Regions from separate parts of the Homo sapiens genome. Here region 1 is linked to region 2. Evidence: read pairs that join two places in POLR2A ChIA-PET (ENCODE). Cell type or tissue: endothelial cell of umbilical vein. All regions are shown on one strand. Each heading gives the region's core, and the rest is flanking DNA. Links, peaks and the distances in the headings are about the cores only. Region 1 overlaps LOC101929319 (a long non-coding RNA gene). Region 2 overlaps MMADHC-DT (MMADHC divergent transcript).

Region 1 (5,392 bases), core at 237-5,236, 1.7 Mb before region 2:
GTGCAAACTTTTACAGGGTCAGTGAGCAGGATAGAGCCTAACTAGAACAATGGGAAATCTTTGGAAAAGTGAAATATTTATTTATTTATTTTTTTGAGACAGAGTTTCGCTCTTGTTGCCCAGGCTGGAGTGCAATCACAATCTCGGCTCACTGCAACCTCCACCTCCCAGGTTCAAGCAGTTCTGCCTCAGCCTCCCGAGTAGCTGGGATTACAGGCATGCGCCACCATGCCCGGCTAATTTTGTATTTTTAGTAAAGATGGGGTTTCTCCATGTTGGCCAGGCTGGTCTCGAACTCCTGACTTCCAGTGATCTGCCCACCTCGGCCTCCCAAAGTGCTGGGATTATAGGCATCAGACACCATGCCCAGCCTATTTAATTATTGTATATCAAAAAGCTTTGAGACAGTGAATATGAGCCTATGTACAACACCGAATGGAATAATGCACTTTCAAGTTTATGGGTAAACAGATGTCAGAAAGAGATCCAAAATTGATGTCGGACTTCCAGTTGTTAATGCAGTGTGACAGTTGTTAGTAATCTTCACCAAATATTTCCAGCTTGTCAACTTCCAGCAAACATGATAGCATTGTATGTGTGTCCCTCTGTGGTTTGGTGGAACCATGTGATTATTTTTGGCTAATGAGATGTGAGCAAAAATTATGTATGTCATCTTAGAGTGAGAATTTGATTGCTAATGCTCCAGAACTCTTTCCTTCTGGCATGGCGGGAAACATTTGTGATGACAGCTGCTCTTTCACCCTGATTCCAATTGATCCCTGGATTTTATATAACATGAATGAACTATAAACTTTTGTTATTTTACGTTATTGAGATTTTGGGGTCATTTATTACTGCTAGCATAACAATCTATCCTGATTTGTAGGAAGAAGTGAGCTAATATAGATATTAAAACAAAGGGTAAGTTTAAAAGGTTAGCAGTCTAAGGACATTCAGATGCAAAAACTAAGACAAGAAGGAGAAATACGAAGAGGAGGAAATAAGAATGAGGAAAAGAAGACAGTGATTAATGGATTTAATATTCTTCCTCTGCCCACCTCCCAAACTCCTAATAACACACAGCTCCTCGATCTATGATTTGCCTCTCCAAATTTATTGACCAGTACCCCCCCCATATGCATTTATTCCAATCAGACTGCTTCCTGTTCCTCTAAGTCTTGAAAACATGTCTTCTTTCCTTGCCTCTTGTCTTCTCTAACTAGTCAGGGAATCACCGAACTCAGTGTTAGAAACCAAGAGATCAGCTGGCTCAAATTCTACCTGTTGTAAATCACTGCTATGCTGCCCTTATTTATTCATTTATTATTTGAGAAGTGAGGTCTTGCTATGTTGCCCAGGCTGACCTCCAACTTCTGTGCTCAAGTGATTCTCCTGCCTCAGCCTCCTGAGTGGCTGGAACTATAAGTGAACATCATCACACCTTCGTAACCTGAAATCCTTAAAACTTTGGCTCATCCTTAAACTGAGGCCTACAGAGTAAGTCTTACTTCCATCGGCTTTCAGGAAAAATTTCTATGACCTATGAAGCCCGGAGCAAAGAATCAAGCACATATATTTGAAAACAAATTTAAAATATGCTCACTTAAAATTTCCCTTTTAAATATTTTTACAAGATAGGTTCTAAAACATTACGTTTAGAGTGATCCTATGTGATAAAAGGTACATCTTGAGCCTAGAAGTTCAAGGCCAGTCTGGGCAACATATTGAGACCCTGTCTTTACAAAAAAAAAATTTAAAAATTAGCTGGGCATGGTGGTGTGTGCCTAACTATTTGAGAGGCTGAGGCAGGAAGATTGCTTGAGCTTGGGATGTCGAGCTATAGTGAGCTATGATGGCGTCACGGCACTCCAGCTTAGACAACAGAGTAAGACAGCAAGACTCTGTCTCTGTCTCTCAAAAACAAATGAAAAAAATTAAAAACAACAAATAAAGAAAAATATATGTGTAAATATATGTAAAGGGAAAGTCCAGAAAGATATACACACAAATGCCAAATATCTCTGCATGGTGGAGTTATGCTTTGATGATTGGGAGCTTTCTAATTTCCTCTTGTTTTTTTTTGTATTAAATGAATTTTTGTCTAATAAATATATATCATTTGTGTAATGAACATGCATCATTTGTGTAATGAATAAGAAAAGTTATAATTCATATACATATATTTATTTTTTATTTTATTTTTGAGACATATATGTACATATATTTAAAGGTCTTGGCCTAATTGACACAGCAATGAGACTGTTAAAGAATATTTGCTTATTTATTTTTATTTTTTTATTTGAGTTTCTTTTTTTATTTGAGTCTTGCTCTGTCACCCAGGCTGGAATTAAAAAAATAAAAATAAAAAAACTAAAAAAAAAAAAAAGCAAGCAAGAAGATGGTAATATATATATTTTTTTTTGAGACAGAGTTTTGCTCTTGTCACCCAGGCTGGAGTGCAATGGCACGATCTCGGCTCACTGCACCCTCTGCCTCCTGGGTTCAAGGGATTCTCCTGCCTCAGCCTCTGGAGTAGCTGGGATTACAGATGCCCACCACCACACTCAGCTAATTTTTGTAATTTTAGTAGAGACGGGGTTTCACCATGTTGGCCAGGCTGGTCTTGAACTCCTGACCTCAAGTGATCCACCCTCCTCGGCCTCCCAGGTGCTGGGATTACAGGCATGAGCCACCACACCTGGCCTAGGATGGTAATATAATTTTTGAAAATAAACTTTTCCTTTCCATCATGTAGGCAGAGGCTACAGTGAGCTGAGATCATGTCACTGCACTCCAGCCTGAGTGACAGAGTGAGATTTTGTCTCAAAAATAAAATAAAATAAAATAAAATAACTGTGAGAACAAGAGTATTAGGATTTTACAAATTCCTAAGAAACTGGAGTATTGTGTTTTTAACCAAGTATGTGGTTAAAAGGAACTATTGTCTTTCCAAAGAAAAACAGATTAGTCATTATAGGATGAAAGCCAAGTAATAATTCATAGATTTGTGCTAGGTTACATGGCACAGAAGGTTACTTTTTTAATTTTAATTTTAATTTTTTGAGACATGGTCTCACTCTGTCATCCAAGCTGGAGTGTGATCATGGCTCATGGCAGTCTCAACCTCCCCAGGTTCATTTTTGTATTTTCTGTAACGATGGAGTTTTGCCATGTTGGCCAGGCTGGTCTTAAATTCCTGGGATCAAGTGATCCTCCCGCCTCAGCCTCCGAAAGTGCTGAGATTACAGGCATGAGTCACTGTGCCCAGACAACTTTTGGATAACTCCAGTGTACTTGAGGTCTATATCTTAGCGTCTAAATAGATATTTAATTTTTTGCAAATGTTTACTGAGGGCATTGTTTATGTTGAGCATTATGCTGTATATAGTAGGTAGGGATATAAAGATTAATAAAATATCATCTCAAAGAGTTCACACTTTCCTATTTGGAATATTCTCAAGTTGATTTGATTATTCACTTGGAAGTTTTGGAAAGGGGTTTAGTTAAATGTAATGCTATGTCCATTGTCATTCCACATCCTCTGGCACAGTGAAGGGAAAAATCTACCAGGAAAATGTTTGATCTTAGGATCTTTGGTACTGATAACGCTGGCAAGAGTAGCTGCCACCAGGGCTAGTGGCTTTGTCCATGAAGTATTAGATATAGTTAGGTAGGCCGAGTGCATCCTTCTTCAAAGAAATAATTTGTGTCATCGGAAACAGCCTGCCTTTAGAGACAACTTCCTTTCTGCCTTGATGTCCTGCTCAATTGCTATGGACAAGATCTTTGCATCTTCTTCCACTCATCATCCCTTCTTTCAGTACAACAGGTAGGATGAAGGGAAGGAGAGAAATCAAGCACATCTCCTAGATCTTTCACCTCTGTTACCAAGAAGCATGAGTGAGAGAAATCCTAGGTTTCATTCTTGATTTCTCTCACCAATCTCATCCAATCCACTTCCATGTCCTGTGGTCTCTACCTTCAAAGACAAAATGGTAGCAGAGATTGTTGGAAGATTACCACAAAGGTTCTCTTTTTCCTGGGCACAGTCACAGACTCTATTTCCCTGCCCTTTGCCATTTTGTGCAGTCAAGTGGCTAGATTCTAGCTAGTAGGATGTGAGTTAACATGAAGTATAACACTTTCTGTCCAGGCCCGTGAGGCGTTTGCTCATTTGCGATCTGATGCCTGAATGAGGACTTTTGAGACTTTGAGGAGAGTGGAACCAAAAGACAGAAAAAGCCTCATTTTCTGTGTGACCAGGTAGAGGGGATTGCACCAGTCAGGAACACCAAACAAAATTCTACTCGGTTAAGCCACTGGGATTGGGATTTACTTGTTACCCTAACTAAACAATACCACTGATTGGTCTGCCTCTTTCCATCTCTATGCTACCACCCCAGTCCATGACACCACCATCTCTTGCTTAGACTGTTATAATAGCTTCTTATCTCCTCCCTTTCTCTTTTGCTACCTAGAAGTCATTCTCTGTAAAGCAACCTGGATGCTGTTTTAAAAGCAGAAATCAGACCTTGTAACTTCCCTGCTTAAAAACCCCTCAAGTTTTCCTGTAGCACCAAAAACAACATCAATCACTTGATCCTGGCTTCCAAGCTGCCCGCCATTTCCCATGCTCTGGGTCTTGTCTACTTCTTAAACCTCACCCATCCTGTCTTAACTTGAGCATGCCAAGCTTGTTCCCACTATAGGGATTTTGCAATCACTGTTTCCTTTTTTTGTGATAAATCTTCCCTTCGTCTTCTTTCTTGCATTCAATCTCAGCTTAATTACTACCTCCTAGGTGAGGACCTTGTTACCCAATCTAAAGTAGCATTCAGTCACTTGTATTTTAGGACCCTATTTCTTTTTTTTTTTTGAGGCAGGGTCTCATTCTGTCACCCAAGCTGGAGTGCAGTGGCATGATCTTGGCTCACTGCAAGCTCTGCATCCAGGGTGCAAATGATCCTCCTGCCTCAGCCTCCCAAGTAGCTGAGACCACAGGCATGCACCACCATACCTGTCTAATTAGGACCCTATTTTCTTAAATGTCAGGTTTTTTGAGGTATAATTTATGTCCAGTAAGAGTTATCCTTTACAAGGTATACCATTCTATGAATTCCAAAAAACACATTCAGTTGTGAAACTGTCACCGTCACAATCAGGATGTAGAGTATTTCCGTTACCCCAAAAAGTTCCCTCAATATCACTCTACTTTAGATCTCTGCATTGAATTTATCACCATCTAATATTCTTACTTTATGTATTCATGTATCTTTTCATTCATTTGTTTAATTGTTGTCTTCTACTAAAATATATGTCCATTTAAACAGAGATCTTATTTCCTCACTCACCTCTGAATCCATTGGTATGCTGTAGAGTCTCAACAAATATT
Region 2 (5,392 bases), core at 297-5,296:
TATGAATATAATGTCTGAGATGGAAAACACAGACCTGCTCTTTAAAACTAAGAAATTATTCTAAATCTAGATTTGGACTTATGCTTAAAACATAATTTGGGGGTGAACAGAGAAAAGGAGCATTAATATTCCCATACTGAAAGAGACTGAGCTAAATCAGGATAAATTATAATTCTGGCTTCACCAGTCTTCTTTCGTGGGAATTTTCACAACCCTTCTCTGCCCTTTGTCTTTTCCATGCAAATTGAATTGATCACTTGAGATACATGGTAAGACTCAAATGAATGAGCAGCTATGACCTGGTCTTCAACAAATTAACAAATTAAATGGACTGAATCTTTTTAAAGCAATGGTATCAGGGGTCACAGATAAAACATTAGGTACCCTTTCTTATAGTAAAATGAGAACAGCACTGTATTACCTACCATTCTAAACCAAAGTACCAGTCTAAACAACTCCATTTTATGCTAGTGTTAAACTTCTGTTATGCTAAAAAAAATTATATTAATTGTGAAACACAGTATAACAACAATCATTTTTAAAAGTTTGACTTCCTTATTTGACATCAAAAAAATTTTTCCTCAACTAGATTAATTACAACATTTTAAGAATAAATTTTTTGGTGTCATTTAGATTCTAAAACTGAGTAAAAATAAATAAATGAAATAACATTATGCTGAGTATTTACTGCTGTCAAATATAATTTTCTTATATATTAAAGATCACTATTCTTACATTTATCACTTGAATCAATGAATCTACAAATACATTTAGTCCGACAGGTCTTTAGAGATAAATATCACTCTATTTTTATTCATATTAATAATATATATATTCCAATTATAATATGTAGACCAGTTGACTCTTGAACAACATGGGTTTAAATGGCACAGATTTACTTACATATAGATTTTATTCTGGCTCTGCACCCCTGAGACAGCGAGACCAGCCCCTTTTCTTCCTCCTCCTCAGCCTACTCAACATGAAGATAACAAGGATGAAGACCTTTATGATGATCTACTTCCACTTAATAAATAGCAAATATATTTTCTCTTCCTTATGATTTTCTTAACATTTTCTTCTCTCCTTCTTATGCTATTATAAGACTACAGTATGTAATACATATAACATATAAACTATGTGTTAATTAACTGCTTATGTTATTGGTAAGGCTTCCATTCAACAGCAGTCTATTAGTAGTTAATGTTCTTGGAGAGTCAAAAGTTATGCATGGATTTTCCACTGCACTGGGGTTGGTGTCCCTAGAGTTGTTCAAGGGTCAGCTGTAGTATTACGCAGTTGTGGAAAATATTGGGAAAGAACAAATGTATATGACTAAGAAATTGGTAAATTATAAGGTATAACTGACAACTTTTAAGAATTCAAAGTATTACTACACATAAAAGAATCATTTCCAAGCTCAAGTGTGAAACAGTGAAACATCATAGAAGGTCTAAATTCATCTCAAACACTCACTTTATCTCAAACACTTTCCTAATATCCTAATATTCTCAAATCTCACCTAAGATTAATGAGTTTAACTTAAAGAAAAATAAAAGGCCAGAATGACATTTAATGCTTTTGATAGAAAGGGAAAGGAAAAAACAGAGGGAGTAAAACAAAATCTCCTAAATGAATATAGATGTTGAAATGGTCAAAAGAAAGCCAAGAATCACAGGTGAACATGCTTAAATCAATTGTCATTTATTTCTGTGGAGGACAGAACCAAAAAATGGGTCTGACTTAAATGGATGTTATTTATGAAGATTTTCCAGACTGTGAGATTAGCTAAACCCATTCAAAGTGGGGTTACAGAAGGCAGAGCTTTGCTAGAGAAAATTTAAAATTGGGTACTATCTCACTGGTATTAACTAACTTACGTGAATCTCCTTGTAGGGTGTGAAATTGATGAGATGGTCATTCAGGTTTTCCTTTGGCGTGGAAGCATATGGTAACATATTTTCAGATTCCATAGAAAGGCTAGTCATTCACCATCTTCAATAATGGACATACATAGGGAGTGGGAAACATATGCATTGAATGTCAGTTCTAAGACCTCCTTGATACTACTATGAAAATTATTTATTTAGGTTTTCCAGTGATTATCTTTTCTACTATTTTGCTTTCTATAAAAAGGGGAAGAGCTGCTATAAAGATCTGTGGGTTCACTTTCAATATTACATGGCTCAATTTTGGAACATTTAAGATAATTACTACTTTATGTGGCTAAAATATGCTCAAAGAATCTATTTTTGGTGATGTTTTTAAAAGTCATTCTTAATTCAATGGGACCCTGTTGTCTTGTATTTTTGACACCATTTCTACTATTATGGCAACTGGTCATCTTTTAATAATAATATTCACTAACTTCTTGCTTGAACTGATCACACTTTAGGGACGGATTATATGAAAGATTATTGTGCTCACTACCTAATGCTTATTCTTAGTAACATCCAATAATGTTTCAAGTGGCCTGTGTAAACCTTGCTCCATTTTTTAACTAACAATTTTGATGAAATATAGAAAACTGTCCCAGTGATTCATGTTACTCATTACTTTTATAAATTATTCAACAGAGAAATAAAGTGTTATTTCTCTATGAAGTATAATCTAAACTGAACTAAACATATCAAAATAAATGAATAGTTCATCCTTGATTTTTAATGTTTGTTCAATTGCTGCTTAATTAGAAAAAATGCTATTATTTAGACTACAGATCACTATCACTGTAAAATTCCACAAGACTCTACTATAAAACTATTATTAACTTTAGAACCAGTGATTACTTTCCTCAAGCCAACAATAATGAAGACTAAATTAGTATTTCAGTAAAATTGAAAGTTGGGCTACCCAAGATAAAACTTCAATGGGGGCACCAATAAATATGCAAATGGTTTCCAAATTTTCAGCATTTATTTAAATCCTTTCAGAACTACTATTATTTTACTTTGATAGTTATTTGAAAGCAAATAATAGAAATTCAATTTAGCTATATATAAATTCCAAAGAGAAGAAAATGTTTTAGTCATCATAATTTTGTGCAGACTATCTTAAAATCACATGAGTCATAGAACCCATCAAACTTCCAGAAATAGAGCCATAGAAAAGAATAGTATCAAAATAAATTAAATTCACTTTTATACAGCTTGATTCATTAGCTCAGTCATATCAGCATAACTTTTGCCTATTAAAACTCAACAAATTAATTTTTTTCAGTTTATCCCACAACTTTGTAATACTCAGCTTTTTTAATCTACATATGTGCAATGAGAAATTAGTAATGAACATATTTGTTGAGTGCTTAGCAAAATTACAAAGTGTCACCTTAATGATAACTGACCCCACTAAGAGGGCATCATAATCCCCCTTATTCATACACTTATCCATATTATTATAATCTAAGCCTAACAGAATGGTTGAGCTCTTCCTTCTTGAAGTCCAGTGCACATTGTACACAAGCATAAGAAGCTAGTATGGAATATACCAAGTGAAGGTTAAGACATACATGGAAAAGTCAAATGTAGTCAGCTCCATGTTCAGGAGCCATCTTTATAATGAATGCCCAGGACTGGTCCTTATAACTCTGAAACATGTTGTTCAGCTATAACACATTCTGCTGCACTCCAGGCAAAACCTAAAATTTTGGGCTTCATACACTTCCATTAATGTCAACTAGAAGCAGTTGTAAGCTATTGTTACATCTAGGACCAAAATAGCAGCAAAAATCAAACCAAGAAGATTTATTCAACCATCATCTAGCTGAAATACATGTTAACAACATATGAACAACCTGTAATTCTGTATGTAAGAGTCTACCCAAGGAATGATCCCCACCTCCAGAAGGTTTGGGTGTCATTGACTGAAAAAAAGCATAATTTCATTATTTCCCTTGTTTAGCATTTGTTTGTTGTTCCTCTGTCATGGAGGCAGCAAAAACAAATTATTTGGGGGAGCCAGTTTGGCTTCCATAGCAGCTGTACCAGTCAGATGCGTCATGATGCATGATGAGATTGCCAAATGTTCATTGTTTAAATGTGGCCCAATTTACTAGGGTCCAAGTTGTAATTAGGTTTCTTCTTTGAATTTTAAAAGGGAAAAAGTAAAGACACAAACTCCTAATACATGTAATTAAGACTAGCAGCCTTAACCTAGAAGGTTTTTAGAGACACTCTTACTGTCACTCTAAATATAGGTTCCCTGCTGAGAGCATAATTACAGTTTCTGTTGCACTTCATACTGTCTACCTCCTAGAGAGCTAACACTGTTTGTTATTAAGAGAAGACTCTGTCATATCAGTGTTCACCTCTGCATATAATGTCTCTCCTTGTTGCTGCTTATCTTTTACCTACTCTGTTGGTGTGAAGAGGGAAAAAAGGGCTAATAAACTATAGAGACTTGGTAAATTTTAACAAGTTGCAGTTAATGGGGTGATTTTCCCCCTCTCCTTCTACCAAAAGGAGGCCTGTCTCCTCAATTTGACACACTTGCATTCTAAACCCATTGCTTGCCTCTTCTTTATTGTGTCTATAAACCAGGCTGGAATGAAAAGCAAACTTACAGAATCCTAACTACCTAAGCTAGGATGGTGGGAAATTCCATTTCAAATTAAACAGCACCGTTTTAATCCATTAAACATTTCGACTACATTTATGTTTAACACAAAGGTGGTGGCCAAATCTTTTCCACTGATTGACAGCAAGTGCTTTGAGTAGGGCTCGGGTAGCAAAGTGCATTCAGTTTCCAAAACGATTCTATAAAACCGTAGTCCTTTTTTTAAAAGAAAGAACTTGACCTACAGGGAACATTTATCAGAGCTTTGATAACTACATATTTCCAGTCATTTAAATAGAATGGCAGCCAATGGATTTCTTTTTCCCCAGATTTACTATCTTCAGTATTAAAGTCACTATGCAGTATTGACAGTTTTTTTGAACCTGCTTTGCATATCTCACCAGTCTATGACATCTCATTATGTGTTGCAACCTGCTCTGACAAGTCTGCCTCAAAAAAAGACTGTTTTGTAGGGTGGGATTTTTTTTTACTATTATTTTTAATCTGTTAAAGCTATATATAAATCTATCTGCGAATGAAATACACAGTTGTTCATAAAACTTCAAGATTTAAAAAAAAAATCATAAATGAAAATCTTGGATCAGGGAGGATTTGTTAACATTGCTTTCTCCAAGGCACATTGAGATGTAACCATTCCTTTGAGAGAAATATAGTATTTCCAATGATGATCATGTACAGTTAAATTTGGGTTTTTATTTAATATCCTGAACAAAACCCTGACTATGCTTTTCAACCAGAAAGGTAAATCTCAACAATTTATTATAATTTCAGTAATTATATCAAATAATTACTGAAATATAATATAAACTATGGAAGATCC

Evidence for each region. Peaks named below come from ENCODE experiments on the same cell type or tissue, not always from the same donor. Only the 100,000 strongest peaks of a DNase experiment are listed, where the experiment ranks them.
Region 1: POLR2A ChIA-PET joins it to region 2 with 6 read pairs; 2 of 35 experiments call an interaction of 5 or more read pairs at or near these places.

Annotation. Positions count from the first base shown.
Region 1 is chr2:151,348,592-151,353,983 of GRCh38, reverse strand. The region is part of intron 2 of LOC101929319 (a long non-coding RNA gene); the gene reads left to right. Among named protein-coding and RNA genes, the nearest start is that of TNFAIP6, 6.3 kb to the left of the region's middle. In endothelial cell of umbilical vein, for the core only: no CTCF peak of the experiment used is centred there; a DNase peak (open chromatin) is centred at 3,033; H3K27ac peaks cover 970 bases.
Region 2 is chr2:149,656,434-149,661,825 of GRCh38, reverse strand. The region is part of intron 1 of MMADHC-DT (MMADHC divergent transcript); the gene reads right to left. Among named protein-coding and RNA genes, the nearest start is that of MMADHC, 71 kb to the right of the region's middle. In endothelial cell of umbilical vein, for the core only: no CTCF peak of the experiment used is centred there; no DNase peak of the experiment used is centred there.